3 separate regions of the Mus musculus genome follow, and regions 1 and 2 are each linked to region 3. Evidence: chromatin loops called from intact Hi-C (ENCODE). Cell type or tissue: gastrocnemius. All regions are shown on one strand. Each heading gives the region's core, and the rest is flanking DNA. Links, peaks and the distances in the headings are about the cores only.

The links. Peaks named below come from ENCODE experiments on the same cell type or tissue, not always from the same donor. Only the 100,000 strongest peaks of a DNase experiment are listed, where the experiment ranks them.
Region 1: it touches region 3 in a loop (14-fold over the local background); 20 of 42 quality-filtered maps call a loop at or near these places.
Region 2: a loop joins it to region 3, with 4 times the contacts of the local background. A loop is called at or near these places in 18 of 42 quality-filtered maps.

What each region holds. Positions count from the first base shown.
Region 1 is chr2:124,923,400-124,934,206 of GRCm38, forward strand. No RefSeq gene overlaps it. Among named protein-coding and RNA genes, the nearest start is that of Gm39920, 130 kb to the left of the region's middle. In gastrocnemius, for the core only: a CTCF peak has its summit at 5,272 (motif pointing left); DNase peaks (open chromatin) are centred at 4,468 and 5,243; H3K27ac peaks cover 308 bases.
Region 2 is chr2:125,184,186-125,194,992 of GRCm38, forward strand. Slc12a1 (solute carrier family 12, member 1) reads left to right here. Exons shown (of 27, transcript NM_001079690.2): 11 at 535-686; 12 at 2,026-2,133; 13 at 2,440-2,563; 14 at 3,982-4,083; 15 at 6,005-6,160; 16 at 9,940-10,039. Gm46760 (a long non-coding RNA gene) reads right to left here. Exons shown (of 3, transcript XR_001783449.2): 3 at 10,685-10,807. Among named protein-coding and RNA genes, the nearest start is that of Gm46760, 12 kb to the right of the region's middle. In gastrocnemius, for the core only: a CTCF peak has its summit at 5,228 (motif pointing left); DNase peaks (open chromatin) are centred at 3,944 and 5,228.
Region 3 is chr2:124,095,134-124,105,940 of GRCm38, forward strand. It overlaps a transcript of Sema6d not described here. Among named protein-coding and RNA genes, the nearest start is that of 4930517E11Rik, 29 kb to the right of the region's middle. In gastrocnemius, for the core only: CTCF peaks have their summits at 4,756 (motif pointing right) and 5,948 (motif pointing right); DNase peaks (open chromatin) are centred at 4,786 and 5,958; H3K27ac peaks cover 315 bases.

The DNA.
Region 1 (10,807 bases), core at 2,259-7,258, 830 kb after region 3:
ACATGCTAGTGGTTATAGATCCTTTACCTATGGACTCAGCCATCTACTCCATCCCTCCCTGATTCACACAGATGCTTACTCGATCCAGAAGATATCAATGGCATTGTCCAAACCATTGATTTTTTTTTTTTTAAGCAAGTTGAGCAGGACAGAAAATCAAAGTAAATTTATCTCAACCATAAATTATGATAAATCGTCTTTTACATTGAAGAAATGGAGGAGAGTGTCTGAGATAGGACAGAGCAATACACCCTTGAAACAGCAAACTGAGATAACAGCCTGGAGGGGTTGGGGTGGGGGGACAAGAAAGAGCAGGCTGAATAAACACAAGTCCTGTTCATTTGCATAATGAGCAATGAGCAGGAGTTTTGTATTTGCTCGATGTTCTGTTTCGAGAACCACCGGGACACCATGATCTCCAGGAGACTAGCACCTCATGGAGGTTTATGATCTGTGATAGAGTGGGGGGAGCACAGTGACTAAGCACTGGACAGGTTAGAGGGAGATGGTAAGGGATGTGCTGGAAGCAATGACATAAAGAGCTGTGGCCTGTAAGCCAGTGGAGAGGGCAGCTGCGGGAACCGCAGTCACCCCAATTCTTTCCAACCTTACAGCTGTTGCCCCTGCCCCTAGAGTCTTCCACTGTCTCTCTTTTTGGGTGGTCACTTCTGTTTCCATTCAAAGTAGAAGCAGAAAGGGTGAGTTGAACTATACTCTTAATAGCAAATAGAGAATGACCACAGCTTGCCTCCATTTTCTTCTCTTTATAAACAACCACTCAGCACCAGCCAAGTGTTCCCTTTGTGTAGGATGAAATAGTGAGGACAAGGCCTCAGCTGTTCAGTTCTACTGTAATATCCTGAAAATAAACACTGCTACATGCCAGCCACCAGGATATAAAATAGCTCAGAATTTACTTTCTCAGTGTACATGTATGTAGTACATAGTCAAATATTACCATAATTTTATAAAGAAACTAAAACTTGACTCATAGCTAAAAGAAACTATTTGCTGGACATTATAACTGTCAAAGAATTAATATATTCTACATATAAGTAATAACAAAAATTATTAATTCCATTAAAATTGGAGATACATATAAAGGCATTTATGGAAGAAAAATTCTGATGGTCAATAAATATTAAAAAATATATTTTCAACTTTATCAAGAGGAGGATGCAAATTGAAACCTCAACTACTTTGTTTTCACTTTATTGTCTTAAGTGTAGAAGTCTTGCAACAGTCAATGTAGGCCAGTGTAGAGCAGTCAGAGGCCTCTGACATGCTGGCAGGAGTGTACAATGATAGGACCTCTCCGGGAAACAGCTGTCCTTACCGTATGCTCTGGGTCTCCCACGCCTCTCTAGTCCAAACACTCATCTTCCCACCCAACCAGGTCCTGCAGTCTGCCTCATAGTGATCAGTGCTCTCTTGGACTCACTACTTGGATATTTTAGGGGAAATTAATGTTCCTAACCATCCAAATCGCCAGAGTCTCTGCATGTGTGCTAAATAAATTTACCTAGTCAAAGTGAAGATGATATTTTGATCTCAGGAGGTGTTTGTGCCTATCCCCTAGAACATGATGTGAATGTACCTAACAGGCTTTGAGGAATCTTTGGTTAACTGTCCATTGATAACAGTTTGAATAAATAAGATTTTCTTTTGTTTTTATAAAATACCAGAAATCAGTAAATAGGAAGAATTCTCAAAGCAAAGAGAAAAGATGGAAAATATTTCTAGATGTGATACGTATGTACACATACACACAAACACACACAAACACACACTTATACTGACTCATATAGTATTGTTTAAAGTTCCAAACTGGGCTGTTTAGAAATATAAATGTAAAAACTGTAAAGAAAAATTATAGGAATAATAAAATTCCAAATTGCAGGTCAAAAAGATGGATCACAGCAAGGATGTACATGTGCTTCAGATGTTGCTAAGCCTAGGGGTGGATTCTTCAGTGTTTGCATGACCATCATGCTTTAAATACATACACACAATATATCTTATTTTGTAAAAAATGGAAGTGCAAGTATATCTTATTGGTCATTATAAATATAGTGTATGGAAATCTCAAATATCTTTCAGTGTGATTAGCAATGGTTAGACATCAGCCTTCTCAGGATGTAGAGATTTTGTTCAGGACATTTCTCTTGCTTCAGACATTTAGTAAGCATTTACTACCTTCTAAATCACACAAAGCTGAAACCCTCCCAGTCTATCTTACTCCAGCATGAAAACATCTCTACAAAATGGCTGCTGGTAACTGCTGTTGTTTTGTTGGGAAGGTATTAGAAATCACCATAGATTTGGGGCAAAAAGAAAGTACCTTTAAGAGAGCTGTTTCTGCACAATCTGGGGCTCTCTGTGGTGAATTCTGGTGTGTTACTCCATCAAACATAGCACCTGGCTGCAGCTGCTGCTTCCTAATGGGAAGTACCACATAACACTAATTCCTACCTCCACTGGGTCTTAGGAGAAGTTGTAGACACATGTCTAGTCTTTCTTGGCTTTCCTCCTCAATCAGCTCGGCCACTCTAGACTGAACACCCATCATCCCAGACAACCCCATTCTGCAGAGTGTTCCTGACAGTCACTGCTCTCTCAGGCTGGCATTGAACTTGGGTTCCTCTGGCCCCCACTACCCAAATGTTAGGATGAAAGGATATGACACTGCACTGTCTTTTCTTCGTCTCCCACAGCTACAATGAGAGCTACGCTTCACCATCATCATTGACATTGATGACCCAGGTTAGCTGACCAAGTGTCACCTTATGAAGACTGTTTAACATTCTTGGCATGGGGCCTTCCCACAATTGCCTGCCTCTGGGTTTCTCTGTATTCCTCCCTCATCATCACAGGGAGTAGTGCTAACACTCACCAATGAACAGTGGTGTGTGCTCAGGGATCATAAGGAGTAGTGCTAACATGTACCACTGGACAGCGTTGTGTACTCAGGGATCAGGAGAGCCTATGACATGTTCCGAGAGACACAGACCTTCAGCCTGGAGGAAGAAGGAACCAATAGCACAGGTGAATTTAAATGCACACTGAGCCAGACCTTCACATTAAAACAGGGCCATGTTCAAAACCTCCCTTTAGGTCAGCTGCTGAAGACAGCGGGCAAAGTGCACACTGGCCGTGCTGTATTACTAATGCAATAGAACATAGAACAGGGGATGAAGTTAAAAAAAAAAAAGACATTTGAAGCGTGATTATTAAAAAAAAGGTCAATTTATCTAAGAAGGCAAAAAAAGATGTCTGGAACAACAGGTGACAGTGATGAGGCTGAAAACGATGTTGGTGACACTCAGGACCCGTGGAAACTAGCAGTTCACTTCCCACGAGTCTTTGCATCAACATTTCTGCCTTTCTCTTCACACCAACCTCTCTCTTATAAAAGTCAAGCCATTTTATTGACTTGCCAAGTCAAATAATGCCCAGAAGGGGAAAGTCTAAGGTAGAAAAAGGAGGTTTCACTAGGGAAAGCGAAGAAAGTGCTATCTCAAGGAGGATTAATTGATTAGAAGCACAGGCACACTTATTTATCATCCACTGCCTACCTCTCTGCTGGGCCTTAGGGTATGAAGAAGAATAAAACAGTCCCCTTTCTCTTTATTTTCTGCAATTTCCTGTACAAGACTTGCCCTGTCAGCAGTCAGTCATGGTAGGGAGGGCCCTGTGGGACCCTGCTCCTCCCTGTTGAATACTGGCTACAAACAGAAGCAGGTGGAGGGAGAGACATTGCCTTTAGTTGGGTACCCACTGGTGAGCCCACCAGGCTCCAGTGGAGAGTTCCAAGTCTGTGATTAAAGACTCAGTGGGTCACAAAATAAAACAAAAGGACACCTGGAAAAGGGAGGCCGGCAGGTTGACAGGAGTGGGAGGCGAGGGTAATTAGAACACATTGTATACAGGTATGAAGTGTCAGGGAACAAATTTAATTCATTAAAATATTCTTAAGATAAAATTTGTCAAAGAACTAAGTCTCTATTAATTCTCTAATTGTAATATAAGTGAAAATGTTAAGAAAAAAGCTAGTCGTTTTATCAGTGGGCAATGGAAGGAAGTAAAACCAGGCTAAGAGTCAGAAGCAACTGGTAAACACACACATCACACTACAGTGTGTTGAAGTCACTTCCACCTACAGTGTGCTGCAGGCACTTCCCTCTAGTGTGAGAAGGCACATCACACTGCAGAGCGATGTAGGCTCTACGGAATGATAGCTCGACCATGTAGGAGAATGAGGAAACTATTCCGCCGTGGACATTTAATCTTGGAAAACAAGTAATATTGTTTTCAAAAGGAACAAAATGTACAAAGGCAAATGTCTACCGTTATTTTGGTTAAGGTTTGTTTAGGGTTCCAGCAAATGCAGAAAGAAGGATATGATGAGGAGACTGAGAAACCATGTATGAAAGGAGTTCTCCATCCTGGAGCTGGAGCATCGCCAGGGAGTTCCGTCTCTTTCTGTTGAAAACTTGGAGACAACAGTTTAAGTTTGTAAGAGAGGGATGGAGTCAGGAAGACTAATCAAAATGCAATTCACTGACCTTCGCTTGGCTTCAGAGGGTGAAGACAGAGAAGCCATAAGTAATAGGTACCAGTGTGGGCTCTTGGGAGGAAGAAGGGAGTCCTGAGTGTATCATACTGCAGCGATGATTGCATCACAGGGTTGAAAGCAGAGGGAAATTTCTCTCTGTGTGTCACTGACTGCTGACAAAATGGAGACCTTGTGACCACAGGCCATCTGCAAGACCTGGGTCATACAGAAATAGTGAATTCGTGCGTAATCTCTGGGGGTTCTTCGGCGACAATCGCAGACTTGTTTGTCTCTCCCTTTGGCATTTCTGTGATGCCGTTCCTAGAATATTTTTCCCTGGATGTTTCTTCTCACCCCCAACTTTTCTGCATCAAAGGATGCTTTGGAAGCCTGAAGCCTCCGCTGTGAAGAACATTCACTCAAGACTGAACTCCTAAAGCCAGCGTGGTATGTTCCTCTGTGTCTAGTTTCCAGCTACTCACAGTATGAGGGCCTTGTGCAAGGGATAAAAATGTAACTAGAAAAATAAAAACATTTTCAAAAGCTCCAAATCCTCATGCATTACTCTGGAATGATACAGTTCTCAGAATTCTAGATGCCATTGCCCAGTCCCACCCATCCCAGGCTGTGGTGGGTGGTATGATCTGGAAGTCTGCTATGCATTCAGGGGAAATAAGCCTGGGCTGACTGTGCATAGAGAAGGAAGACACTGCCACCTGCAGGCTCTAAGCTTAGGGAGATAGTAAATGTTTAATTTATGGGAGATTTGTTTTATTAAAGTAACATTTTCATAAACAGTAAAAGTCTCAAAGTTGGCTCACTTACTCCTGTACCTTTGAGCAACTCCGTTCCACAGTAGTCAAGAACTGTAGCTACTAGTGGAGAAGCTGGTTCTAAGTTAAAGGTAGCCAATGTTGGCGTTGTTCCGTGGGGACTGAGAACTAGCCTGGACCTTGCACAGGTGACACTGGGAAAGTGATAAGTAATTGTCTGCTGACGTTCTCTTTAAACCCTAAGCATACTTTGAGCCTCAGTTCCTTTCATTGTAAGCTAAGGCTATTAGATAAGATTAGATCGGTGTTTTCCAAACTGTGAATGCTGTGCCAGCATTGGTGGTGAGACCAGGAATTGTTAATATTAATTGCATCTGGTTCTATCCCAGGCCTTAGAGTCAGAAACTGCAGAAGGCAGGCCTTCAGGTGTGAGGAGTGCTCAGTCATATGACTTATAAATATTTAATATGCAATTCCTTGCCTCTAAGATGATGTCATCTGTAGTCCAACTGTCTCCTGGGAAGGTGGAGTTTGGGGGTGGGGGAGGAAGGGAAGGGGATGGTTGAGCTTCAAGAAACCCAGGGGTCCCTCTATTCTCCACTAATCACCATCTGTATGGTCAAGTAAATGTCTGAAAACGAAGCCTTCACCCAAGCCTGTCAAGTAAGGCCACCACTCTACCAACTTCTGTCCAAGCTAAGTTGGGTTTCTTGGTGATGCCCCAACTGTAAAATGTCTTCCTTTAAAGCCAGGTTTTCCTCCTCTTCCACAGAATTTTGCCAATGTCACTAATCCACATTTCTCTTCCTGCCTAAATCCCTCAAAATTCTCTAACAGCTCCTGATATTAAGAGCTCATCTATACACACACACACACACAGAGAGAGAAAGGGAGAGAGAGAGAGAGAGAGAGAGAGAGAGAGAGAGAGAGAGAGGCTGACTCTGAGTTTCTGCTCTCTTGACTCAAATGTTCAGCCTGTGAGTCTGATGAGTTACAGGTACAGTCAGGCAGAAACTGATTTTTAATGAATTATTGATGATTGGTTTTAGAGAATTCTCCGATTATGAATCTGAGTTTTTGAAAAACATTCAAGCAATCTCTATTTTCCTTATCCTTCTACCACAACAGACTGAAGGCAGAACGGATTCTATGGAAGCATCATAATAATTTTACAAGTAGTTACCAGCTTTATACGCATACACAGGGGCAAGGGTTCAGAGAGACGGAGACAAACTAAAGAGCTGAGGTGGTGAGGGTCTCCCAGGCACTCGGCTAGACCACTACATGTGGATTGGTAGATTAATCACTCTTCAAATTTCTTTCATCTTTGGAGCATTTGCTTCGGAACTCTAAAGTGTATGTATATATAAACCCCATTGAACCAAAATTTTAAATACTCTTTTTAAAAGAAACAAGAAAAGAAGTCAGATTTTCAATGTAGTTGGTGCTAGAAAAGAAACTTCAATATGAGAAGCCATGCTGAGAACTGTGATGTTAAATGCTGTCACAACAATGAGTGACATTGAGGATTAGAGTTGTTTTCCAAGAGGCCAAAGAGTTGGTCAGAGGTCTGAAGTTACCCCTAGTTTCCTGCTTTCACATAGGAGGTGTGATCATCTAAAAGTGGTGTGCAGGACTCTGAGGCCAAGGAACCATTCCTTTATGTGAGGCTTCCCAAGCTCCTAGCCCAGTGCTGACACACAGTGAGCCCTTTGCAGAACCACTTCAGGATAAGCACATTAATGCTCGCAGCCATTCGGAAACCCAACTGAATAAAGTTTATTCTATCTGTCTTTATACAGATGGCATTTTAAGAGGTCTGCTTGTTTATAAAAAGGGCCATTTGCAGTAGACCAAAAATGAACAGTGTCAAAGTTTGCATCCTCATTTAATAGGATTGTTCCACTGTTTTAGGATTCTTGGGGAGGTGGTTTGAGTATACACTGGGTTTTGTAGAAATTCACGCTTTACAAATTACATGTTGTCTTACTGAGCCCTTGTCAGCAATATGGCTTTCTACATGATCTCTAGTGGAGAGATACTTTCTGCACAGCCCAGAACAGCTGTCTGGAAGCTGCTTGGCGGACGATGGTGGTGGCATTTCAACTGGGCCAGTCAGTGAAAGACCCCTTATTGTCTAACAGTACGGAGCAAGCTACAGAGTGGATCGTGTGCTTGGGATCCTTTGAAATAAAGGTGCAAGAGGCATAAAATGGACACTATTCAGCTTTACGGAGGGCAGAAATGTTCCTGAGAACAGAGACTGTCTTCATGGGGCTGGGCATCGTGCTGGGGTGGAAGGGGACACTGGCAACAGAGTCTCGTGGGTGCTGAGGGGTGAGAGATCCTCTTTTGTGGTTCCTCTCAATGGCTGAGTCCAGACAAACAAAGGCTTTACTAAAAAACCCAGCTTTGTTTCAAAAAGCTTGTGAGGCCACTCTGAAAGGAGTTTTTGTTCGCCAACACTGGGGAGTTAGGGTCCTTCCCCCAGGGGGCTGAGGACCACACAGCTGGAAGAGTCATTTATCCATTCCCCATTCCCAGGTGACGGGTTACTTTCACTGACAGACTACACCTATGACTTAGACCGCCTCTGTGGAATAGGCAGGGCAGTTTTGAATATTTCCATCAATGGGCCACAACGGACTAAAGCTCAGACTTCTACAGGCAGGGACGGTGGAGGTTGATGACAGAACCCACAGTCCTGGTTAAACACATTTGCTCCGACACTCCACAGCTACTCAGCATGCCTAGGCCCAGGAGCTGCATGGCTGGGGACAGCCTTTCCACCAGCTCTCCTCTTGGCTGCGTCCATCTGCATTCCATCACAGGTCAAATACACACTTGCACAGCCATCAGAGTACCCCCGTGGCTATGGAGATCCAGAGCTATATGTGGCTGTAGGATGCAGAGCAGGGAATCACTCATACCCTCAAAGACCAGCTCCTGACCCTTAAAGCACAGCTCCCAGCTGAGCCTCTCAAATTTCTAGAAAGGGGAACCAGAAAGCAAACACCGGCAGCTTAAGCCCTTCTTTGGAGATGACTGGAGGCAGATCAGCACCATTGAGCTATAGGTTTGTTTGTTTGCTTGCTTGCTTGTTTTTTTTTTTTTTAAAGGAAAGGAAATTCACAAATAAGGCTGAAAATAGTTGAGGCATATGCAGTTTGTCCAACAGGCTCCACCAAAATACTACATAGCTTTGCCATGCTAAGAGAAAATGGCCTCATTTGCAGGGAAATGTCTCCTCTTCTTGGGTAACCTCATAGAACCATGCATCCAACCTAATTTAACAAGGCAAAACCCAAATCACCCTGACTCCCAGGTAATGTGAAAGTTACCGAATCGTTTCGAGATAGACTTTTATTCATTTAGATGGAGAACAGGGATTGAATACCTTATTGGCACACCTCACAAAACCATGAGAGAGAGAGGGAGAGAGAGAGAGAGAGAGAGAGAGAGAGAGGGAGAGAGAGAGAAAAAAAGAGAGGGAGAGAGAGAGAGAGGGAGAGAGAGAGAGGCAGAGACAGAGGCAGAGACAGAGACAGACAGAGAGACAGAAAGGGAACATGTGTAATATGTGTTAGGAAAGATACCTTACTTGCAAAGGTATTCATTCAAACGGAGAGAATTCAGCTATTTTTTTTCCTTCTTGCCAATAGTCAGAAATGTAACAGCCATCGCAGAAGAAAATCTACATTAGCAGCCCTGCAAAGTCAGGCCAAAGTACAATTACTTCACTTGCATCTCAAGTTGGGACTTGGGCTGGTCTTGGAAGTTCCTTGTGTGAATTGACACAGATTTCCCGGGTTTACCACAGCATATTGACTCTGAGGGGCTGGGGAGAACCTGGGGCTTTTACACTCTGGCCACACCCCCCACCCCGGGGTCAGTGCTGGAGGAAGGGCAATGCTGGGAAAGTTGCTACAGGAAAGTCTGAAATCCCAGGCTGAGTGGCCTGGGGTTGGCAGAATCTAGCAAGATTCGGGGTGACTTTGGGGACAGACCAGGTGGTTGCCACCGTCTCCATGGCATAGCCTGCAGCCTGCAATCTGTCTCTAATTTAGAGAAGGAAAGCAAATTCACAACTCCTGCTGAGCTCAATAAGCCGGGCTTCAGCAGGCGGCCTTTGCACCTGGAGCTGCGGCCATGATACTGCCTGCAGGTCCCAGGCAACTTTGTGAAGGTCCTTATGTGCAAGGCCAATGTCCCTTTTCAAGTCAACTATCCACTATTTTCTTTTTCAGTACCTTTCTATCTCCCATAAAACTTGTCTTTCCTTTTTGCCTTCCTTTAGACAAGTGGTTGGCTCTCAACTTGTGAGTCGTGACCCCTTTGTGGGGGTCAAATGATCCTTTCACAAGGGTCATCTAAGACCATCAGAAATATTAGATATTTGTATTATCATTTATAACAGTAGCAACATTACAGTCATGAAGTAGCAATGAAAATAATTTTATGGCAGCGGGTCACCACAACGCGAGGAACTGTATTAAACAGTTGTAGCATTCGGAAGGTTGAGAATCACTGTGATTCTCAGATTGTAAATGATATCCTCCAATTCTCTGAGGGCTGTGTTAAAATACAGGTAGGTTGAGTAGGTCTCACATAGCAGACTAAGACTCTGTATTTCTTCTAAGCCCACGAGCTCATGCTGAACCTTCTAGTTCCTCAGTAGGCTCTAGGTACTCAGGTATTAAGTAATTTGAGGCCTCTTTAGGCTACCTGCAAATTCCACCTTTTATCCCTTTGTTACCCTAGGCTAGAGGATCTGAGCCCATGAGAAATGAGCTACCATGACAAGTGTGTGGGGTTTGCATAACTACCACCTCTAGTAATGACAGGCAAAAATGTTCAAGACCCCTGGTCTGGAGTGACACCACAGGGCACTGGTTCAGGGTCTTGGAGATGAGATTTGAGCATTAGGCTGGTTCTGACCATTGGCTTGGTATAGACTCCTTTACCTGTTAGATGCTCAATCCCTAAGGTGAATTTGTGGTTTGTTTGCAATTTACATACCCTATTGCCTTTAAAATGTGAATTTAAGTAGTGAGACTGGTTCTGGACAGGGGCACTGACCAGTAAAGCCAAATATAGAATTTTTTCTCTCTGTTTTTAGTCATATTTTCGTTATAAAGAGCATGGAGGAGAACTGCCCCTTTTCCAGTTTCTTTCTGATATAGCCAGCTAAACTAGTCCTCTAGGTCTCAGCAGTCCCATTGTATCAGGACAGATTCTCAACTGCTCTTTTATTTTATCTGAAATGTGTCAGCCAAAATCAAAATAATTTAATGCTAAGAATCAACCAGAAGATGATTCATCAATAAATCATAGATAGTTCTTTGATGAGTCATCTTCTCAGGCATCCATCCATCATCCTGTCTCTCACCAATTCCTGTCTGTTCCAACTTTTCGCTCACTCTCAGATTCCCTCTCCCTCCCTCCCTTCCATGGTAACCAAATAGCCCAGCCTTAGTGA
Region 2 (10,807 bases), core at 2,839-7,838, 1.1 Mb after region 3:
CACACATGTCATGTAGCTTGGTGTTTTTGTGGGACTCCTAACGGAGGGAGCAGGGCTGTTTCTGATGCTTTTACCTGCTCTGGGGACCCTTTCCCTCCTAGCGGGTTGCTTTATCTAGCATCCAGGTTGAGGGGAGGTGCCCAGTCTTATTGTAACTTGATATGTCATGTTTGGTTGGTATGCTGGGAAGTCGGCCTTAATATGTGGGAGAATAAATTAATTAAAAAAAAAAGTCATGCTGTTCAGGACTCAGAAGCTAGGGGCTCTAGCAACCATGTCCCCAAAAGGATCGACTGTATACACAGGCTTAGAATACATATGTTCAGACTCAGTGCCAACTTAGCGTGTTTTCAGAACAAAACCCTAAGAGAGCAGGCCTCTGTCAAAGGGATGACAAGATGAGGAGATGGTGTGGGGCTCAGGGACTTAGCTCAGCGCTGCAATGTTTGCCTCACAAATACAAAGCTCTTGATCAATTTTGTCCCAACACTGAAAAGGAGCAAGGGGGAGAATGACAGACAAATGTTTCCCCAGCCGCCTGTGTGGTCCGAGATGCCACTGGCAGCATGAATGACACCATCGTTTCTGGGATGAATTGCAATGGCTCTGCGGCCTGTGGGTTGGGCTACGACTTCTCAAGATGTCAACACGAGCCATGTCAGTATGGGCTGATGAACAATTTCCAGGTATGTACTTCAAAAGGATAGATAGATAGATAGATAGATAGATAGATAGATAGATAGATAGAAAGATAGATAGATAGATGATAGATAGATAGATAGATAGATGATAGATAGGTAGATAGATAGATAGATAGATAGATGATAGATAGATAGATAGATAGATGATAGATAGGTAGATAGATAGATAGATAGATAGATAGATAGATAGATAGATAGAAAGATAGAGTTTATCGGTGTCTGCATTTTCAGAATATCAAGTCTAGTGAAGCTTTTGGATCTGCAAATGATTAAATACTGATCTGAATTAAGCAAGGAGCAGGTGGTGTGGGAGGGAAAGAAGCCATGCAGGTGTTCTGTGGTGGGAACCTGTCCTTTGCAGGCACTGTTATTAGGGAGACAATAGGAGAGTCCTGTCACTCAGAGGGGAGCGCCATGCTGTTTCCTAGCTTCCAGTCAACAGTGTGAGATATCGTACTGGACAGGAGAGGCACAGGCTAGGGAAAACTCGGAGTGCATTTTGTATACAGGCTTTAGAGCAGAAAAATCTAAGGCAAGAGACAGGGTGAGGAGAAATTGTGAGTGAGAAATTTGGAGAGAAATGAAGGCCAAGCAACATGGAAACGTAGGACACAGTACGGACTAATTGTCCTATGTGCTTGGTAAGGAGAGGAAGAAGTGAATGGGCCGAGAAGCCTTCATCCATCTCATTTAACAGCCGACAGACTCAGCTGAAACCATTATTCCAAAATACAACTCAAGCTGACAGGCTCCTCCCAAACATGTACAATCTGTTCCCAGGGTCATAGTGATGCTGCTATCGTTTTCATTGTTATTCTGAGGCAAAGCATGAGTGTTTCAATTATGTCAAAAAATAAAGTTATGTTTAAAGAGCAGAAGACAAGCAAAGGTTTGGAAACACTTAGGAGAAAAGCTAATACCTTAAAAAAAAAAGTTGGAAGGCAGCCACGCCCCTCCTCGCACCTAGTCGGTACCACACTCTGGGGTAGAACTTCCTCCCACCAGAGCTACAGGGAGCACAGGGGGAGATGCTATGAAAATCCTTGGGGTGGGTGGGGGGGGGACGGACCTTCCTTCTTTAGTCTTTCCGTGTTTTCTAAATATTTTTGTGGTGGGTGGCTAGTGCTTGGTAAAGAACGAAAAGAGGTCATTTTATCTTGAAAAGAGAAGTGTTACAAATTCAAGAGGGAAGCAGGGTGGAAATCATTAGTTTATGCGTGGGAATTACAGGAAGTGAAGAAGGAATAAACTGTGTTCAAGAAGAGTTAGCTGTTCAAACCGTCTGTTGGGTAAACTGCGTAATCCAAACCACTCTCTTCTCAAGGTCATGAGCATGGTGTCCGGGTTCGGGCCCCTCATCACTGCAGGGATCTTTTCGGCAACACTGTCTTCCGCCCTGGCCTCCCTCGTCAGTGCGCCCAAAGTATTCCAGGTAATACAACCGTGAAAGCGTGCACTGTCTTCCCTGCCTCCGAAACAAGCTGAAATAGCGGTTCCCACCAGCAATCACTTTCCATCATTTTCTGCAACCGTTAATGTTTGCATCTAGCTCAAGTGCTGTGCCTGCCACATAGTCAAGATCGATTCCGATAATATAAAGAATGATGAGCCGCGGTGTTAACGTGCGCCTCGGATTGTGCATCGCTTAATCTTTCCCAAATCTTCTTTTCGGAATCACCTAGAGAAAACGAGTGCACATAGATACAAATGACAAATGTCTCCTCTTTTTTCCCATTAGGCTCTGTGCAAGGACAACATCTTCAAAGGACTGCAGTTCTTCGCAAAGGGCTATGGGAAAAACAACGAGCCCCTGAGAGGGTACTTCCTCACTTTTGTGATAGCCATGGCATTCATTCTCATCGGTGTGTAGTTTTCTTGCACTACAGAAAGCCAAGGACTCTTCTGACTACTCGGCCTTTTGCTCGTAGAGTCGTTAGCAGGTTTATGGTTAAGACTCCGTCTGGGAATGCTAGTGTTTGTCTAAGAGGGAAGTGAGACAGTTTAGTAAAGAGGACCTTTGAGGAAGTGAAGGAGAATCTACCCTTCTGTTCTCTGAACCTGAATATTAGAAGCCCATCCAGCCAAATACAACCGAACCCTCCCTTCAAGTCAGTATGCTCTCACCACGGCAGCTCCTGCTCTATGCACTAGCCTGATAGCTCTAAACGGCAAGCAGAATTATGTAGGCCAATGTTTCCACAAATGTAGTTCCTTGACCAGCCTCTCGGAATCACTAGAGTGTCTCTGAAAGTCTAGATTTTGCAGGCCCAATTCCAGGGCTGCTGAGTTAGAATCGCTGACGATTTGGAATCTGCGTTTTACAAGCTCTCCAAGTCCCTGCCCCCCAGTCCCCCCCCCCCACACACACACTAAATCTTTTGAAAATCACTTACCTGGATTGTGATTTTGTTTCCTTTCTCAATCCCAAGCAATCTAGAAGTAGCCACATGATCTTGAAAAGAGGTATTTGTCAGCTATACAATCCTTGCTCTCCCTTAACCAAAACCAAACTAAGGGTTCTCCTTTGTATGTGAAACTCTAGGAGCAACTGCAACTTATTTGGCTTATACAATGTGTATGCAGTTGGAAAAGGGCTACATATAACTCCAATTAAATTTGTTAGATTTTTAAGAAAATAAATAAAAATAGTTTATATGAAGATTCCAGTAATATAACAATTATAATCTAACCGTAATATTCAAACTGTTGCCCTTTGCTGTATTTAAATGTTTTATTACATTTGTGTGTGAGTGCCTGAGTGTGTTTGTGTGACGTGGTTTGGCTGAGCAAACCATTACCTACTGAGCCATCTTACCAGCCCTCTTCTTCAGCATTTAAATGATCACACATTCCACTTTTTAAAAATGCATATATTAAATTATCTCCATTAAAACCATTGAGAAGCGCATGGGTTTCCGTCCTACAGAACCTCTTGACTGTTTATATAGCAGACAAGGAATCCAGGGCCTGGTACATCAGAAACTGCTATAGAGGAGTTGTTGGTGTGCTTAGCTCTTGTAGAGACAGAGGTTTGGATTGTCTATTTTCTAACTGGCAGGTTTTTCTTGAGTCTCACTCCGTGGAAACCTCGGCTGTAAGTATGTATATCGTCTCAAAAGAAAAAAAAAACAAAAAATCAAAACAAAACACTAACTTCTTAAACTTTGACAGCTGCGAGCTATGTTTTCAATTTCCAGAAAAGTGGCGCTTCCAGGCCTTAGCAGCTGCTCGGCCGCCCTCCCGCTGCACACATGTCACTCATACTGTTCTTCTCTTGCAGCCGAGCTGAATGTCATTGCCCCCATCATCTCCAACTTCTTCCTGGCCTCATATGCGCTTATTAATTTCTCCTGTTTCCATGCCTCGTATGCCAAATCTCCAGGTAAGCCTAAATGAAAACATAAGCCTAAGCAAACAGTTAGTCTCGATAAATGAAATAAGTCCGTGAAAAGTGTTCAATCTGTGTTTTTATGTTTTCTTATATCTTTGTAGGCAGCATAATCCACTTTATTTTGGTGAGTTGGGGGATGACTTCCGAAATAGAAAAGGAATCATATGAGCAATGGCCTTTTTGACCAACCGTAAAGTCAATTTTCTCCTGTGGCAATAAATTATTCATTGCAAGAGAAACCACATTTATTTCAGCAGTAGAAAAACACCACTATTTATTTCCAGGGTAAAAGTGACCACAGGAGTGGAATAAATGTATATATTTGAGACCTCCTCACTATCAATTTGTTTCCTGCCCATGGTGCAGAAGAGAAGGATGAGCGGTTCCCATAATTACCTGCTGAATGCGGGCAATGCAGATCTACTGCCGTGCCCACGCTGGGGGCATCGGTACACAACTGCTCTGTGGTCTTAAATCGTTTAAAATTCCACACCCAAGAGCTGTCTCCTAGCTCATCACCCCTCATCTCTCATTTGCTCCCACTGTCCTTCTGACCCCTCCAGAAAGTCACCTGAGGGTCATATGACTCTCAGAAAGTTCTTCACTGTGAAGACTTTTCCTCCAAGCTACTAAATAAGTATTCTTTTACGATTTGCCCCCATCCTCAGCGTGTTGACAATGATGTTTGCAAAGAGACTGAGGGGCCTGTGTCCACACAAGGCCACTGGGTTACAGAAAATAACTGAAGATGTTTAGTGTAGTGTGGTTTGTCTTTAAACACAAATCCACAATCCTGTGCCATGTTTTGCTATTAAAAACAAAAACAAAAACAAAAATAAAACCCAAAACCCAAAACCAACCAAACAAACAAACAAACAAAACCAAACAAGCCAGCTACAATTATCAGAAGAGTAGAAAGGAGTAATGGGAAAGAGAGAAAAGGGGAAGAATATTTTTTAAAAAGTATGCAGGAAGACACCTGTAGATACACAAACCCCAAAATGACTCTCAAAATCCACCCTTCCCCTCCCCACCCACCTGACCTCCATCCTCTGTCTCTGAGAGGAAGCAGAACTAAGAACACCTGGGGCTTCTCTAATGGCGTTCCTGGAGTGCTGTTTCCACCTTGTGGTCATTGAGGGAACTGCTCCTCTAGACAGACTCCCGCTGAGTTGCAGTGACTCCAGATTTAAAGTTGCATTGACCCAGTGACCAAATGTGTCCTACAAATCAGGTTTTCCCATCCTGACTGAGCTGTTTCCTAGGCTCTTTCACTTCAGAAAACTAATAAAACATAGAAATCTGTGTGTATAGGAACTGTGACAGACACTTTAAAATCTAATGCTGTACATATCAATGTGTTGTGCCTAAGGACCACAGATAGCAAAATGTCTCCTCTTCTGTGAGATTATTGCTCATTGCTTCTGATGGAGCAAACATCGTCTTCTTAGAATAAGAGTAAGGCAGGCTACCTCTATTTCTCTGTGCATGGAGCAAAAGCTAACCAGCTCTCGGGAAGACAGGACATTCTTCTGCCCACCTGTTGCCAGGACACCACTTTTTCCAATGTACCCTCTTCCCTTAGCTTCCTGGTGGTGTTGATTTTATATTCTTGAGGTTTGGTAATTTGGGAAGACAATCAGGACTCACAAGAAGCACAGAGGCGTCTGTGACCATCTGCTTTTCAGGCGCTTTCTATTTCCCAACGTTTACAGCATCATCTTTGGTACAAATACTACTTTTGTAGATCAAGGATGCAAGATCATAAAAGAAAAAACAGTTAAGAGCTAGGACATGGACCTAAAAACTACAATTTTATGCCAGAGGAGGATTTGTTAACTGCACTTTTATAGTACAGAGTGGTACAGTAGCATTGATGTGTGCAGTTTTTCTTTATTATTTCTCCTTCCAGGATGGAGGCCTGCATATGGGATTTACAACATGTGGGTATCTCTTTTTGGAGCGATTTTGTGCTGTGCAGTCATGTTTGTCATCAACTGGTGGGCAGCTGTCATCACTTATGTCATTGAGTTATTCCTCTATATCTATGTGACTTATAAGAAGCCAGGTAAGAGAAAAAAGGCCACCTAGAATGGACTTCCGTGGCTGTCTCTATCCATCCATTTGTATGTTTACCATGTAGCTTCCGTGTGCTTACATGTAGTGTGTGCAAGGCAGTTCATCACAATGCTATGTTACTTAAGGACAATGATGATTAGCACCGTGGAGCTCTACACACGCTGTCTGCTCATTTAATCCTCACGGTGATGCTGCGCATTTGGTGATGGGAGGCTTGTTTTAGAGACAAAGAAATTGGAGTTCAGAGTGTTGGTCATTTACCAAAATAAGAGTCAGGGTGTGATCGAGCTGAACTCAGGCCTCACAAGTGTTTCCTTCTGTCACCTTCTTCCACTGTCCTAATGAAATAAGACCCTGTCTCTCAAGGAGCTCTCAGACTCAGAGAGGCAGTTGACTATAGCACAGCATAATGCATCACAAGAGCCGTGTAAACACGCTGCTGAGAATAGGGCAAGGCGTGAGCAAGCTCGGAGCTGTTCAAAACTCTCTCTGGGTTCATAGCTCGTGTTCACAGAGCCAACTACTCTGCGTGAGTTTAGTGAATATTTGTTGAATGAACAAAGTAAGTTCTAAAGCGGCATCAGGCCATGTGGAGGTGGTTAATGGCAGGGCAGGGATGAGGTTCCGTGGAGAACAGGAGTGAACTGAAGATGCACACACGGCCTTAACAGAGATAGAGTTCTTGAAGACTCAAGAGAAGGGCCATGAGGTGTCCTGGAAGTAAGAAGTAATCTGGATACTGTGGACACTGAGGCCTGAACTTCAGCTCTTAACTTCAGAACCCAGGAGGACGGAGAGCACAGTTAGAAATACCCAGGGCTCAGAAGTCAGCATTCAGAAGCCCAGCTCCACCATTGTGTCACCGACATTATTCTGCCAGCCAGGCAGAGATGGTAACAGCCAGTCCATACTGTAGCATGTATAAGCAATTTGTCCTTTGATATGGATGAATGGCATATCATATATGAACATACCACAATACATCTCTTTTGTTGATTGACAGTTGATGGGCATATAACTATATTCACTTTGGGATCTATATCTATATATAATTTAAGTGGATCTCTGTTTTCATTTTTGTTGAGTAAATGCCTAGGACTAAGACTGCTTATACATGGTGTATGTGACTTTTCTTCCAGATTGTCTGCCAGAGTAACACCGTTATTTTCCCCTCCAAACAGCAGTTTATAACAGCGCCCTAGCCACTCCACACCCTTGGCAACATGGAGACTTTAAAAAGCAAGTCGGTTGCTTTTAAAAGTCCTTTTTAATAGAGGTGTAGTCTTAGCCACTGTTGCCTGTAGGCTTAGATTTTTCAAAATATACTTTAAGAAGGGTTCTTAAAGGCTTCAACCTACCTTCTAGTCCACATCTACTAGAGGTAGAGGAAAAAAAGAAACGTTCATAGGAAACAGGAATGTGAGCCTGTTTAGAAATAGTCCCTGGGTGCAATTCCAGTCTTCAATGTCAGGATAACAGCAGCAGTCCAGTTCAGTCTGAGACACCAAACGTAAATCAGTAGCAGTTGCTCGATCCAGAAGAACCCACGAGGCTCCACCAACTTGGCATGAGTCTGCAAACGGCAAGAACCAGCCAGAATCCCATGAGAAATGCTTTGGCTAGTTACTGTCCTTGAAGTCATGACATGCAAAGTCCACTGAAGCCCAGCAACACGTTGCAAGGAGAACCAATGCAAGAGCACCATTCACTGTCTGTGGAGTTGAACTTATATTCTTTCCAAACATCACAACCCTCTCAAGCTTCCCTCCCAGCAGATCACATGCCCTTTCATAAGACAATTTCCAGGAAGAAAAAAATCACATGACCCAACTGAGTTTCCAAAGAAATCAGAAATTTCCACTTCAGTTCCCCAATTGGCATTTCCCAGTGACCAATGACACTGAGAATCTTACTTGCCATTCATATATCTTGTTAGGCAGCTACTTAAAACTACGCCTCTTGTTGTTGTTGTTGTTGTTTTGCTCAGTTGTGAGGCTTCCTGGTGTATTCTGGCTCCTCTTGCAGTGTGTACTTTCTATTTTCCCCAGGCCTGTGGCTTCTATTTTTATTTCCTTGGTTGTTTTTATTAATACAAGTTCTTAACTTTTATCAGAACTAGTTGATTTTTCTTTTTTCATTTGTATTTGTGTGTGTGATCTGAGGCATCTTTCCTTAACCCAAGGTCACAGACATTCAGAGCTTTTAGTAATTGATTAAGGTCTATTATCTACCATATGGAGCAGTGTAAGGTGTATTTTCAGTAAGGTTTGTCCTTTTACATATGAATGTTGAATTGACCAATAGAGGTTTTAGCCTCAAAACAATGAATATCAGGCCAGCAACTTAGTTCACTAGGTAAAATAAGCCACATAAGCTTGATGACTTGCATTCAATCATTTGAGCCTATTTTAGAAGGAGAAAACCCACTCTTAAATCTTGTCCTTTCACCCTCCCCCCAAGCATCATGTGCTGTGAGATGCATGTGTTGTAGCATGCATGTGCTGTGACATGCATGTGTTGTGGCATGTGTGGGCTGTGACATATATGTGTGTGACATGTGTGTGCTGTGGTATGCATGCTCTATGACATGCATGTGTTGTGGCATGTGTGTGCTGTGACATGCATGTGCTGTGACATGAGTGTGCTGTAACATGTATGTGCTATGACATGCATGTGCTGTGACATGAGTGTGCTATGACATGCATGTTCTATGGCATGCATGTGCTGTGGCATGCATATGCTGTGACATGAGTGTACTGTGGCATGCATGTTCTGTGGCATGAGTGTGCTGTGACATGCATGTGCTGTGACATGAGTGTGCTGTGACATGTATGTTCTGTAACATGAATGTACTGTGGCATGTATATGCTGTGACATGCAAGTGCTGTGGCATGCAGTGTTGTGGCATGTATGTGCTGTGACATGATTGTGCTGTAACATGCATGTGCTGCGACATGCATGTACTGTGACATACATGTGCTGTGGCATGTATGTGCCCACTCAGATTCATGCACAATAATAATAAAATCAAAGGACGGACGTCCTAAGGTCTGCTGGTCTGGTACGTAGTCAACGCTTCACATCACACTGTTCAGTCTGCAGCTAAAACCCTCACAGTCCTCACCCTGCAGAGCAAGCCCTGAAAGACTCTCATCAGAGGCGGGTCTGTCAGCTCATCTCTGGCAATTCTCATCATAAAACTTAAGAGAATCCAGTTAATTTTTTAAGCTTACTGTTTCTGAGGCAGGGTCGAGTGCTGAGCTTCCTCTCTTGAAGGTTGGTTTCTGTCAGGTCAGACTCTCTAAAGAGCCTAAACTCTCCTCATTACCCCCACAAGTAAGAATTTCCAAGCTAGTCAGCAATGCCACTCAAAATATAAATATATTTCTGTGTGCACACTACTCCCGCATAGAGAAATTTAAGAATTTTGTTTCTAATTTAAGAATTTGTGAAGGCCTTGAGCTTTCTGCCTACCTGGTCATAAGCAAGGTTTCTGGGGCTTCAGATTTACAGTGTGATCCTGGCTGGAAGGAAGTCTCATGCCTAAAGGTCACATGGGTGCTCATGGGCGTGTAGGATTCCCATGGGTGCTCGTGGGAGGGTACAACACTCTTTGCAGGAAACACTATCTAACTAACTTGGATTCTCATCACTGTTTGTATAGGCAAGGAAGGTTGTAGAAGAGAATGGCTTATTAAACATTATTCAATGCATACAGAGAATAAAAAGGTTGATTTGGGGGAGTACAATTGCCTCCTTTGTCCGCAGATGTGAACTGGGGCTCCTCCACACAGGCTCTGTCCTATGTGAGTGCTTTAGACAACGCTCTGGAATTAACCACAGTGGAAGACCATGTGAAAAACTTCAGGTAAAGTCGGCTTTCGGGATCCCATGGTGTTTCACATTACAAGAGTCTTTCCTTAGAGGAATCAAATGCATCGGAGTCTCTGCAAATTCTGTGGGCACATTTCAGACACGCAAAGTCACATTTCACAGCGGCAGAGGCCTGCTTGCTTGGCTATAATCCACGCTGTTACCAAGGACAGAAATGAGTGTGTTTTCCTTCTGTTCTGAGCTCTGCCCTCCAGGTGCCACAGCTGCTCACACTGCTGTGGCCTTTTCCAGGCCTAGAGACAGAAAGGCCTGAAGGAGGTGACTTCAGAGGGACATCCCCCAGGTCCTTGTGCACCTTAATCATTGGTTTTATCTACGATCAATCTGGGGCTTCATGATGTAATGAATCCCCTGCAGAGAAGTTATAATCTTAGATCTTCGTTAGTTATTTATTATTTCGGATGGTGCCTCACAACATGGACTAGCAAGGCAGATAAATAAAAATATCAGCGAGTGAGGGAGATTTGGGGTGACATATTGCACACCAAGGGAAGACAAGGGAACCCCGGGTACAGGGCTACCCTTTCCCTACTTCCTACTTTTGCTGTGATTAATTAAATGAAAAATACTAAGATGACAGGATGTAGAGTCAAGATAACTCAGGAATTCTGGTGGGAAATTCAAGAAATAATCGAGGAAGGGGTGTCTCATTTCTCTTAGTTTTCTATGCATTTTATTTCCCTTGAGGGGTTCTGGGCTCACAAGCCTCCGGCACGGGCCAATTCTCATGTCTTCTTTGCTT
Region 3 (10,807 bases), core at 2,966-7,965:
CTCTTCTACCTGCTTCCTCCCTTCACTTGTTGGCTTTTCTACTAGCTACATTGCAGGGCACTGATTGGTAGGTGTGACCATTCCAGTAGCAAGTTTAGCCCACCAGGCTGGCAGCTTTTGAAATTTCTGTCCATGTAAATACAGTATTTGTTCTAAGTACTGCCCTTAAGTACAGTAGTTAAGTTTAAGTGCCCACTGGTTGTTTGCCTTTGTACTGGAATCAACTACCATTTTCAGCTTTTAAAGAGACCACCCATAAAAGTGTTCCCTTTAACTATAGAAATCTGATAGGAGGGCGGAGAAAGGAAGGGAAGAAAAATAAACTTGACAAAAATTCATTGACCCAGGGTGACATGTTTACAGCTAAGGCCACAAAGGGATTAAAGTCCCAAATCTAAGCAGCTGCCACTCCACTCTTTGGTGGTGACTTTATCCTCAGACATCTCAATTGGAGTTAATGTTAAATTAATTTAATGTCTAAAATGCATATCTGTTGCCCCAAAATGAAAATCTCTGACAATGATCAACACTGATCATTTAAATGTGGGCTTTAAAGAAATCATTGAACACAATAAGAATCTGCATATGAGAACACTTACTGTGCTTCCAATTATGGTATAAATAGTGCATAAAGCTTTAAATTTTCATCAAATTATTGTTTCATTGACATGCAAATTAACTGCTGACATCTAAGTTGTGTGCCACGTGATGAGTCCTAATTGACAAGGAACCTAGAGTATTATTTATAGACCACACTGCCACACAGTGCAGACATAGACCCTCAGCATGCAGGTGTATTCAGCTGGGTGTTAAAACACTCATTCCATTTGGGTAAAGAGTTTGTCTTCAGATTATTCCCAAAAGGACTGGAAATTAGTTAAGTATCCCTCACCAGCTTGTTCAGGCATGAATAATTTGTGGGGTAGTGGATTTGAACTCAAGGGTTTAGAAATATCATTTTTATCCTGAGCCCATAAAATAAAGTTTGCAAGAGAAAAGTAAGTGATGAAGTTGAACATTTATTAAGTGAATTAATTTTGAAGAGTAGCTACTTCTAAAGATGTAAGTGGAAATTCTATTCTATGTTCTAATGACACTTGAGGTCCCCTTATACACTGTGTCTGAGAATGGCATGAAAGAATTATTGTGTATGCTAAATTATTAGGTTCTACTGTAGGTTTTCTTTACTTCATGTATGTGCCCACTGAAAGGAATCATGAACCCATGGAAAGGGGAAGATGTGTTTCATTTGTTCTGCCTGTTCTTGTTCAGATGCTCAGCATCTTGGCCTGAGCTCATGAGGTTGCCCAGATGTCTGATAATTTCTGTCTATAATGCAACTTCCTAGAGACCTTCATCATGTACTAACTTTAACTTTTATTATTATTATTATTATTATTATTGTTATGGTAACCCACCAAGAATGTCCAGCTTTGCCTGCCAGATTGGTCAAATAACAATAAAAGATTTAAACATGTGGCAATAAAATAAATAAAATAAAATGATAACTTCTATTTGAAGGAATCTTGATAGTCAGGTTGAACTTGGCATGAGTGTGTATGTGTGTGTAAATGAGGGAGGGTGAAGTGAGAATATTTTAGTCATAGTGGTATTAGAAGTGTATAGACATTCTAAAATGTCCCTGGAAACATGATGTTTCTCTTAGTTATTGTGACCATTTTAAAACTAAATATACAATCTAACTGTTGCAAACAAGCAACATGTGGAAGATGCTTCATTTCCAGACTTCTCACTAACACGAATTGTTCTGCACCTTGTTAGTGATCACTCACAAGTGGCTTCAGTAGTAATAAGACTGTACTGTGAATACGACCAAGGTGACTTTGATCTTTTTAATGATGAAGGTTTAAAATGAAAAAGTATCTGGTAAATAGAAATACATTAAGTTTCATTAACTTGAAGTAGAACTTGCTGTGTACAAGATATTGAAAAACAGAAATGAGTATTACGAAAAAGGGGGGGAAGTCCACTGCCTTAAGCAATGTAGGGAGTTGGAACTGAACGTAGATGAGTGAATGAGCAAAAGAATGATACAGACAAGCTCAGGTTTTGTGGGCATGTCTGGAGGACATGCTTGTCAGTTTGGGTGCTTAAGAGGAGGGAAGGTAAGGGCAAATTGTAGAGGAGTAACAGTGGAAAGTAGTAGCTGGACTACAGATCAGAGCTGCTGAGATAAAGGCAGAAATCCTAAGCAAGAGAGGAAAATGCCATAACTCTGCCAGGAAGTACAGTGGCCATCATCATGGAGCAAAGATTTGGAACTTTGGTCCTAATACAAATCTGACTTCTTCTATTGCTAACACCTGTGCAACTGACCATGCCAGAGGAATGGATAATCATGGCCTTAAATGGTTACTGGTTTCACGTAATCTGACTGTATCCTTAGCTGCATTCATTATCCTAGAAAAACAACAATTTCACTTCTAGAACACTCCTCTGGTTATACTTCACTCTCAGATGCAGGTCTATCTTCTTTCCACCGTTTATATGAAAACCATCAGAAAACAGCCTTCATGAACACCTACTGCTCCATCTATACATCCACCAGCATTGGCTGTCAGCTAATCTGCATTTCTTGTAGGTTCTCTTGCAAAGCATTGGCAAATGTTCCATGGTTATACTGAAATGCAATACAAAAATAAGTAACTAATTTATTAATGAATGACTTTCAAATTTCATGTTTATTTGCTTAGCCTAAGGAAACAATCATGATTTCAATAAAAATATTTATATGAACAAAATTAGTAAGATGAGTGCAAAATTAGAAACAGTGCCTACCCAAAGAGAGAAGGAAACATAAAAAGAATAACAATATGAAGATGAAATTATAGCATGTCATTATGACAGAATTGTTGTGGGGCTGGGCATTAAACCCATTGTCTTGCCCATTCTAGGCAAGCAATAAACTACTAAGCTCTAGCTAGCCACCCCCTGGTAGAATATTAAGCAGTGCTTATAGTCATTTTTAATGAAATGAAAATAAAATGATGATGTGATATAAGATGCAAACTCTCACTAATCTAGGATAAAATGTTGCATGTGTACATATATAGGATCAAAAGAATGTATGATTTTAAAGGATGTACCATTGAACACCAAAAGGATAATACTATATACAGCAAACCCTTTAAAAATTATGCTCAGTTTAAAGAAAAAGTGGTGAGAGGTTCTGGTGGAAAGCCATCTCTGTAGTATGGTTAAACTGTCTCCAAAGGCTCCATCCCCACCCCGCATTCCTTGGCCCATGATATCCGTTCTACCAACAGGTCCTTGTCGGATTTCAGTACAGACATATAATAAACCCACTTAATTCTCCATCTCTCCACTGTCCTTCTGGTCATCAGTTCTGGGATGAATGTTGTCCTGCCTTCTTATAGGCTTTCTTCCCACTCTTGCTTTTGCACAATCATCTGAGAGGTTATAATTGTGCACTTTGATCCATGGGCCCTGGGATTGTGCTGAGTCCTAGCATTTTCATTTCCAAGTTATAATCTGGGGTGGGGGCATTCATTGCTTCTCTTCCATGTTTCCATCTGTAAAATTGAAGATGTCGATAGATATCTTCTGAAGTTGTTCAAAAAAACAAGTGATGATCTGAAATAATGCAAGGACTATTATTCCATAGCTATTTGTCAAGACCTGTCCCTTCAAACCCATTTGGAAGTGTCTTCTTGCATTTTGAGGGGAGGGCATCTGTATGACCATATTCATCAACTTTATCTTGCCACTCATGATTCCCTTGTGATTTCCACAAAAATTAAATCCTGTGCTGCCACAGACCCCTGGCTACTGCTTTTCTGTAAGTCCCTCCTTGACTTTGCTCTCCACAGACTTCTGCCATTCTTTTATCATTCATTTCTTTCATAAACTCCATCACCACTTCAGACTTGTGTCTCAGTTGATGCTTCTTTGTATCAGATGACTAAAATTCAAAACCTGTCATACAAAGTCAATGTCTACCATGTGGTATTTTAGGTGGTGGTGGTGGTAGTAGTGGTGTGTGTGTGTGTGTGTGTGTGTGTGTTCCTAATAGCTAACATAGAGCCTAAGCATATGTTAATAACTAAGTATATATGGCTGGGTGAGTAAGTGAGACAGAAGGAGGAAAGATGCCTAGTATATTTTTAGAGCTTTATTAACATTTTCAAGCTCTGAGAAGAGAGAGAAATTTGATAATAATATTTATTTTTATTTTAGTTTTGGTATGTATGTCATTAAAGTGCTTCTCAAAATACAGGTAGTGCATTTTGAAAGAGGTAGAGAATTTGGTGGAAGATGTCCAGTGAAAAAGAATATTCTAGATTGAAAATGCTTCCAGGAGGTAGCTGGGGGTAACTGTCCAGGCATTCAAGAGAAATATCAGACCAACAAAGAGCCCAGATAGAAATACTACACAAGTATAATTTTAAAATAAGTTCTATAGAATTTTACTGCTTCACATTAGATAATGTTACTTTGTGTACACAATACCCAGATGAGTAGATAAAACCAGCTTTAGTTATTGGGTATCATAAAATAAAAACATAGCTATATTCTTCCTTGGACTCAGCTGTTTTTTTTTTAAATGGAAGCCATTCAAACATGGATATGAGTATTGTGACTGTGTCTCTCTACAGATGGACTTTTTTTCTTTCAAGGAACAGTACATGTGGGAAAATATATTTTCTTCATTGTTTCTGATCATAAAGTTGTGACAATACAGTTTTATGGAAGGCAGTGCTCTTTTGGTCTTGCCAGGAGGTGTCACTACAGCTCTCTGACTAACAGCACATCCAGTAGGGACCAATTGGTACTCACCTGCATCTTCTCAGAGGCCCAATGTTCTCTCTGCTGGGTTACCCGGAGGAAATGCAATAGGACAGTAGAATTATTTCCAGAATCCTATTTCCCCAAACAATTATTTTTAGGTTGTGAATTAGTTGAAACTAAAAACCCAAACCAAAACAAATGTCTTTACTATTTTGGAAGTAAGTACTATACTTTCTTTTGAGTAATGATCAAACATTGTGAAAAGAAAGAGCAAGAAGCAGAGGAAGGGAAATAGGTGGGTGTAGACTTCTGAAAGAAGTGAAGCCCACAGTGATAGCCCAGGGTGACAGCCCAGGGTGACAGCTTGCCCTGGAGCATCTCCTGACTCAGTGTTTTCTCTCTTGCCTGACTTGGCAGTTGGGCAGTTGGTATTCTGTGTCCTGCCTCTTTTTCCTATCTGGATAAGTCTAATTTTCAAAAAGCTTGTATTAAGAGTTATATACCATCTTTACTTGTTGATTAGTATAATTTCAGTCTCCTCCACAATGTGATAAGATGGGGTAGTTACTGTATTTTCCTATGTAAGAAAAAAATGGACATTGGAAAAATATTGTACACAGCACCCATGTGTACATCATACTTTTATGGGGATTAGGGATTTGACCCATCGGATTTCAACAGCCACTAAAGAATTGTCCCCCTACAGCAGGTGTTCTTTCTGTCTTTTTCTCTGTGTGATCCTGACTGAATTGGAGCTCCACACAATACCCAGTGCTCACTTTGTGTGAACAACACACCTTGAAGGTGTGGCTTTCTCTTTCCTTGTATGTAGTGCTTCGTGAAGAGTCTAGACATTTTGAAAAGTGACCTGATATTTCTGTTTCTAAAATGACACATAAGACCCACAACAATGACCAATAAAGTGGGTGGATGAGACAAAAGATGTGCTCAAGGGTGAGCCTCCCCAGCCTTGAGTCTGGAAAGAAGGAAAGACTGTGGCACACTTGGCTTCACCTAGTGCCGCTGCCTCCACGTGGTCCACTAATCAATGAGCCATGGGACAGAAAGGCTCAGCTTTTTTGTCAAGTAGTAAAACAGAATGGGGGGCTTAGCTCAGCCCGAAGGGTCTCTTTGACTGTTGGGAACAGACTGGCGTTCGTGGAGCTGTGTTTCCTGCCGCCCTCCAGGTGGCAGCCTGGCCCCGCTGTTAGACATGCTCTGGTTTCAACCATTTTTAACATTGCCAGACTCAGGACTGTTTCTCAGCACATTTAATTCCCTGGGAATGATGAACTGCGCTTCAGCTCACTGCACCCTAGGGTGATTGAGCCTGCAGTATTTTGGAATCTGCAGAGACTTTTTGGGCTGTCATTTGATTGAAAAAAGCTGCCATATTTTGGATATTTTGTCCCCTTTAGAGCTGTCCTGGCAGACTGTATCTGCCCAGAAGCAATCTATAGGAGAACACTTTAAAAGCATATATATACTTTCTCTTAAAATATGAGGAACTTAAACAAGCTTACAATTTATTCCATTATTTGATCTTCTATCTATTTCATGGCTTTGTTCTTCTTTGGTTCTGAAATAATATTTCTTTCCACCTGACTTAAAGCAAATCCTCTCTAGAAGGTAGCTTATGTTAATTGACTGAGTATTTTGAAAGAATGCAGGCAGAGCTATGTGGAATGTCTTAATTTAAATGAAGCTGTAAGCCTTTTCATATTGTAAGCAGAGGTATTTAAAAGTAAGATGATTAGAAACTGCTGAAGTTGCACACAATTCAAGAGAATGTGAAAGACGTTAGAATGAGCGGCTGGCACAGGGCTGCAGTGTCCGTGTATTCTAAATATACATGTAATATCAATTATGGAAGAAAACCAACAAAGGATCTTAGGCTTGTCAGCTTGCATTTGTGTGGCTGCTTCTTTTCATGAGAATTTTTAGTAACTGGGAAAAGTGCCAGATACTAAATGCTGGAAAACGACACATGAATAGGATATAGTAGATCTTAGCACTGTTGAGGGGGAAAAAAAAGTCACTTACGAGTTTAGAAAGCTTTTCTCTGTCAGTGTGGCCAAATTCGCGCTTTGATTTGCAGTGGTTTAGACTTATAAGTCACCTGTGGTTGGCTTTGGGCCATGGTTAGTAGCATCTTCAACGGAATCTTCTAGATAACTTCTGAGAACCATTGTTCTCTACCCCTGTGAGATTTGATCCCCTGCCATAAAACATTCTCTCAAGGCAGCTTGTAAGAGCATATAAGCTTGTGTTCTATACAGAACCTTAGATTCTAGATGTGGAAAAAACCTAGCTTTACTGACTCACCATTAGCCGACAGTGAATTTGGTCTCTGAAAGCTGATAGTGTAGTGAACCATTAGGAGAATGGCAGGGATGGGCCTCTCCACTTCTCTTTTCAAGTTAGGTTGTAGCCATTGACTGGGATGTTAATCTATCTGTCTTTTTGTGAATTTTTAATTTAAGTATTATAATTGTGTCTTGTCATTTTGTGACATCTTAGGGCAGAATGTGAACTTGGGGAGGAGGTGATTAGTTGACTGAAATAAGTCCAAGACTGGTTGGTCATAGCCTCCGGTTTAGTGACTCCAACAAAATCAGCAAGGGAAGGCTAATTCGCAACAAGCCCAAAGTCTTCTTTGATGGTGCATGCATTCCTGGAAGGACTTCACCAGCCTACCAGTTTTTTATATAGCTGTAAATATCATTTTATCAGAAAATATTTGATCTCTTGATGGAAAGAAAAGAAATTTCTAAGTCTATTTAACCTGAGAAGAAACCGAAGAAACAAGACTTGAGGGTAGACAGGAGGGTGGTAATCCTTTCCAGTTGGTAGAGTGAACAAGATGAGACAGAGAACTGGAAAGCCATATTTTTCCAGGATCCATAAGTCATTGTGCCAGGAAAAAAGCAAGCTTGGTGTCACAAAGACAGGAGGTCCCTATCCTTGAAAAAGGATAAAGGATAGGGGTGAGTTCTAAGGACCATGCCTTCTGGATTATCTTCGGGGAACTGAAGGGTTTTGGGAGAAGCTGCAGTGTGAACTAAACAAGAATAGAACTGTAGGGATAGCCTAGTATATTAATCAATAAACCCCCAAGAAAGATCCAGAAGTCATGTCCCAATGGGAGCATTTAGTGATTTTTGTAGTGACTAAGATCTGAATGAAAGAGCTATCTGCTATAGGATAGAGTTTTGAGGATTCTTAATAGTAGTTGTGGCTATTGATACCAGTGAAGGGCACCAGCAGGTCCTTCCATAGCTTTTGATGAGACATTCGCATGACAGTAGTCACAGTCATAATATCTAGTAGGCTTTCAATGGCTTACCTGCATCATTTTACCTGTACCCATTCTGAACTGTATATAACTGACATGCATGCTTCTCTGTTCATGCTGTAACACACCCATTGCTACATATTTTGAATTTTATTCCAAATTCATTGTGTGGGAACAAGTTTTTCCTATTCTTCTGTAAGAAAACTGGGAGCAGTCCAAGTTCAACACCATGCATTGGGCTGCCTGCCATCCACTGCCACAGCTATAAGTCAGAAATTAGCTTGCTGAAGAAAAGATGACATGTGAAACTGTGCATGTACCATGGAAAGACAATTTCCTCCAGGAAATGTCCTTATAAACAGTCTTGCTAAAGGCTTAGCTTTCAATATGGACAATATTTAATTGAGAGAGACTGCTTAAACTAGCAAAAACAATGAGCTAGCATGTCTCAGTAAGGTGAGAGAAATAAACCCTCTGAGTGTTATGTTGCCTGTGGTAAATATAAACATCTGTATCGAGCCATTTAAAATTAAATTAAAAGTAATAAAGTACAGATCTGGTCTTCTTCCTGATCTTGTTCTATAATGACAGCCTAGTTGCAGGGGACAGTGGTTTCTCGTCTTCTTTGCCAACTCTTCCTTAAAGAGTCTTCTGTCAGTGGCACAGTTCATGCAGGGATCCAGATTCATTCTGACAACAGGGTGCAATACTTTTGTTGGGTTTTGTTTCTATGGTTATGGTGAGAATGAAACATATTAATAAATTTCTAAGCTAGGAATGTCAATCCAGTTTCTTCTAAATCCAGGGTCCCACATTTTAATCCGAGTTAATTGGCATCAATATTTGGCAACCTGTTGGTAAGAGATGATCTACAGACACATTTAGGGACATCAGCAAGGACAGCTGTATGGGTCTTCTTTTTCATTGCTCTCAGAGCCTACATGGAGAGGTTTCAGTGAGTGGGCTTGGAAGTTCTTCACTGCAAAGGGACTTGCTTTAAAAGAATCACTCTTAGGACTGAAATGTAAAAGACAGACAGACACAAAGCTTTGGAGGTGATTCCACCACTGCTTCTGTCCATTAGCAGATATTCCCCACTGGAGGCCATCTTCCCAGGTCTTTGGTAGTGGCCATCTGGGAGTCCAATTGTTCGTTTGTGTTTAATTTCTAGACCCTTTCTTTGAAATCTTTTCACAGAATATTTGAGTGAAAAAATATGTTAGGATAGGTAAAAGTATCTATTGGCTAATGAGGATTATATTAGAGTGGAGAAGAAAGTTATGAAAACGGGTGGTGTCCGGTACTCTTATTTCCAACCATGGACAGCACCATCTGGACTGAACAGCTCCTGGAACCAACTAAGCCTTACCCTGCAAGGTGCTCATTGACAATCTCAGGAAGAATGGATTTGAGGAGATAAGAATAGTTAGCAACTCACACCTGTGCCTTGAGGAAAGAGAGAGAGAGAGAAAGAGACAGAGACAGAGAACATGTATAGACCACCACCACCACCCCCCCCCAAAAAAAGACCTATGTTGAAACTCTAGTCCAATATTTGGAATATGGTGATTTTACAACAATGGTGCCTTTGAGGAAATGATTCATTTAAAGTGAAATTTAATTGCTAGACCTCTGTTACTTCAGCTGTCCCATGTTTTTATCATGGCAGCCATGGCACAAAAATACAGAGCAGAGCAACTGTATTTCAAATTAGTTAAGCATGCATGTAGGAGCACATGTGTAGCTGTAAGAAGTGAGCTTTCGAATTGTGAGGTGACATTTTCAAAGCCACTAATGTTTTAGCTCCTGCAGAATTCCTCAGCACTGACTACCATACCTGAAAAGAAACATGTCCTCCTTAATTATCAGTTAATTAAGTATCAACATTAATGATGTTAAAAAAATAAAAATTAATATTAAAATACAGTCCCCATAAAAGAGTTAGAAATAAATTTTCTTCTTTGTCTTCACCCATATTCAGCTCTGCCTGAGAAAACACTCAAATATGCCTCTTCAGTCAAAGTGCACTGAACTAAGATCTACCCTCGAATGTCTTTTTAGAAGCAGCATGTAAGGCTTGCTACAGGGAATTTTTTTATATGGACACAGAGATATCTAACCGGAATATCTAATAATGAAAGTGGGTAGCACACTGAATTCTTACTGCAGGTCCTGTATGTGGCCAACTAGTTTATGGTCTGATTGGTTCTCATGTTAAGTTACTATCATCAATAGCATTAGACAGGTGGTTTTCTGAGAAGGCATGTGCAGAAAGAGGAAGCTGTAGGAGAGGGATGTGAGCAGTATGCAAGGTGTGCTGTGTCTTCACAGGGCTAAGGGGAGACATGCTTGCCTTGTCTTGTGTGTCTACTTAAGAGAATACTTGAGTGGTTTGCATTTTGAAATATTCGGTCTTTTTAATTTACTTCCAAATAATTTGTCTCGACATTATGCTGCTTTGTCTGTGGAGAACAATACTTACACAAGTGTTTCCTAAAAGAAAGTGAATGAACATTGTATTCTACAAACAGACTTTTCAAATAAAAACCATTAAGGATGAATGGCATGAATTACTGAACTCTCTACCATATGTCAGAGTAGGACTGTTAGACCAAGCTCATTTACACAATTCATAGACTTTAATTTACCTAAGAAATAGAGGGATAATGCTTTTAAAACAATAAAAATAGGACCATAGTAAATATAAAAGACATTAATGATCTGTCTGTTGACCCTGGGTTT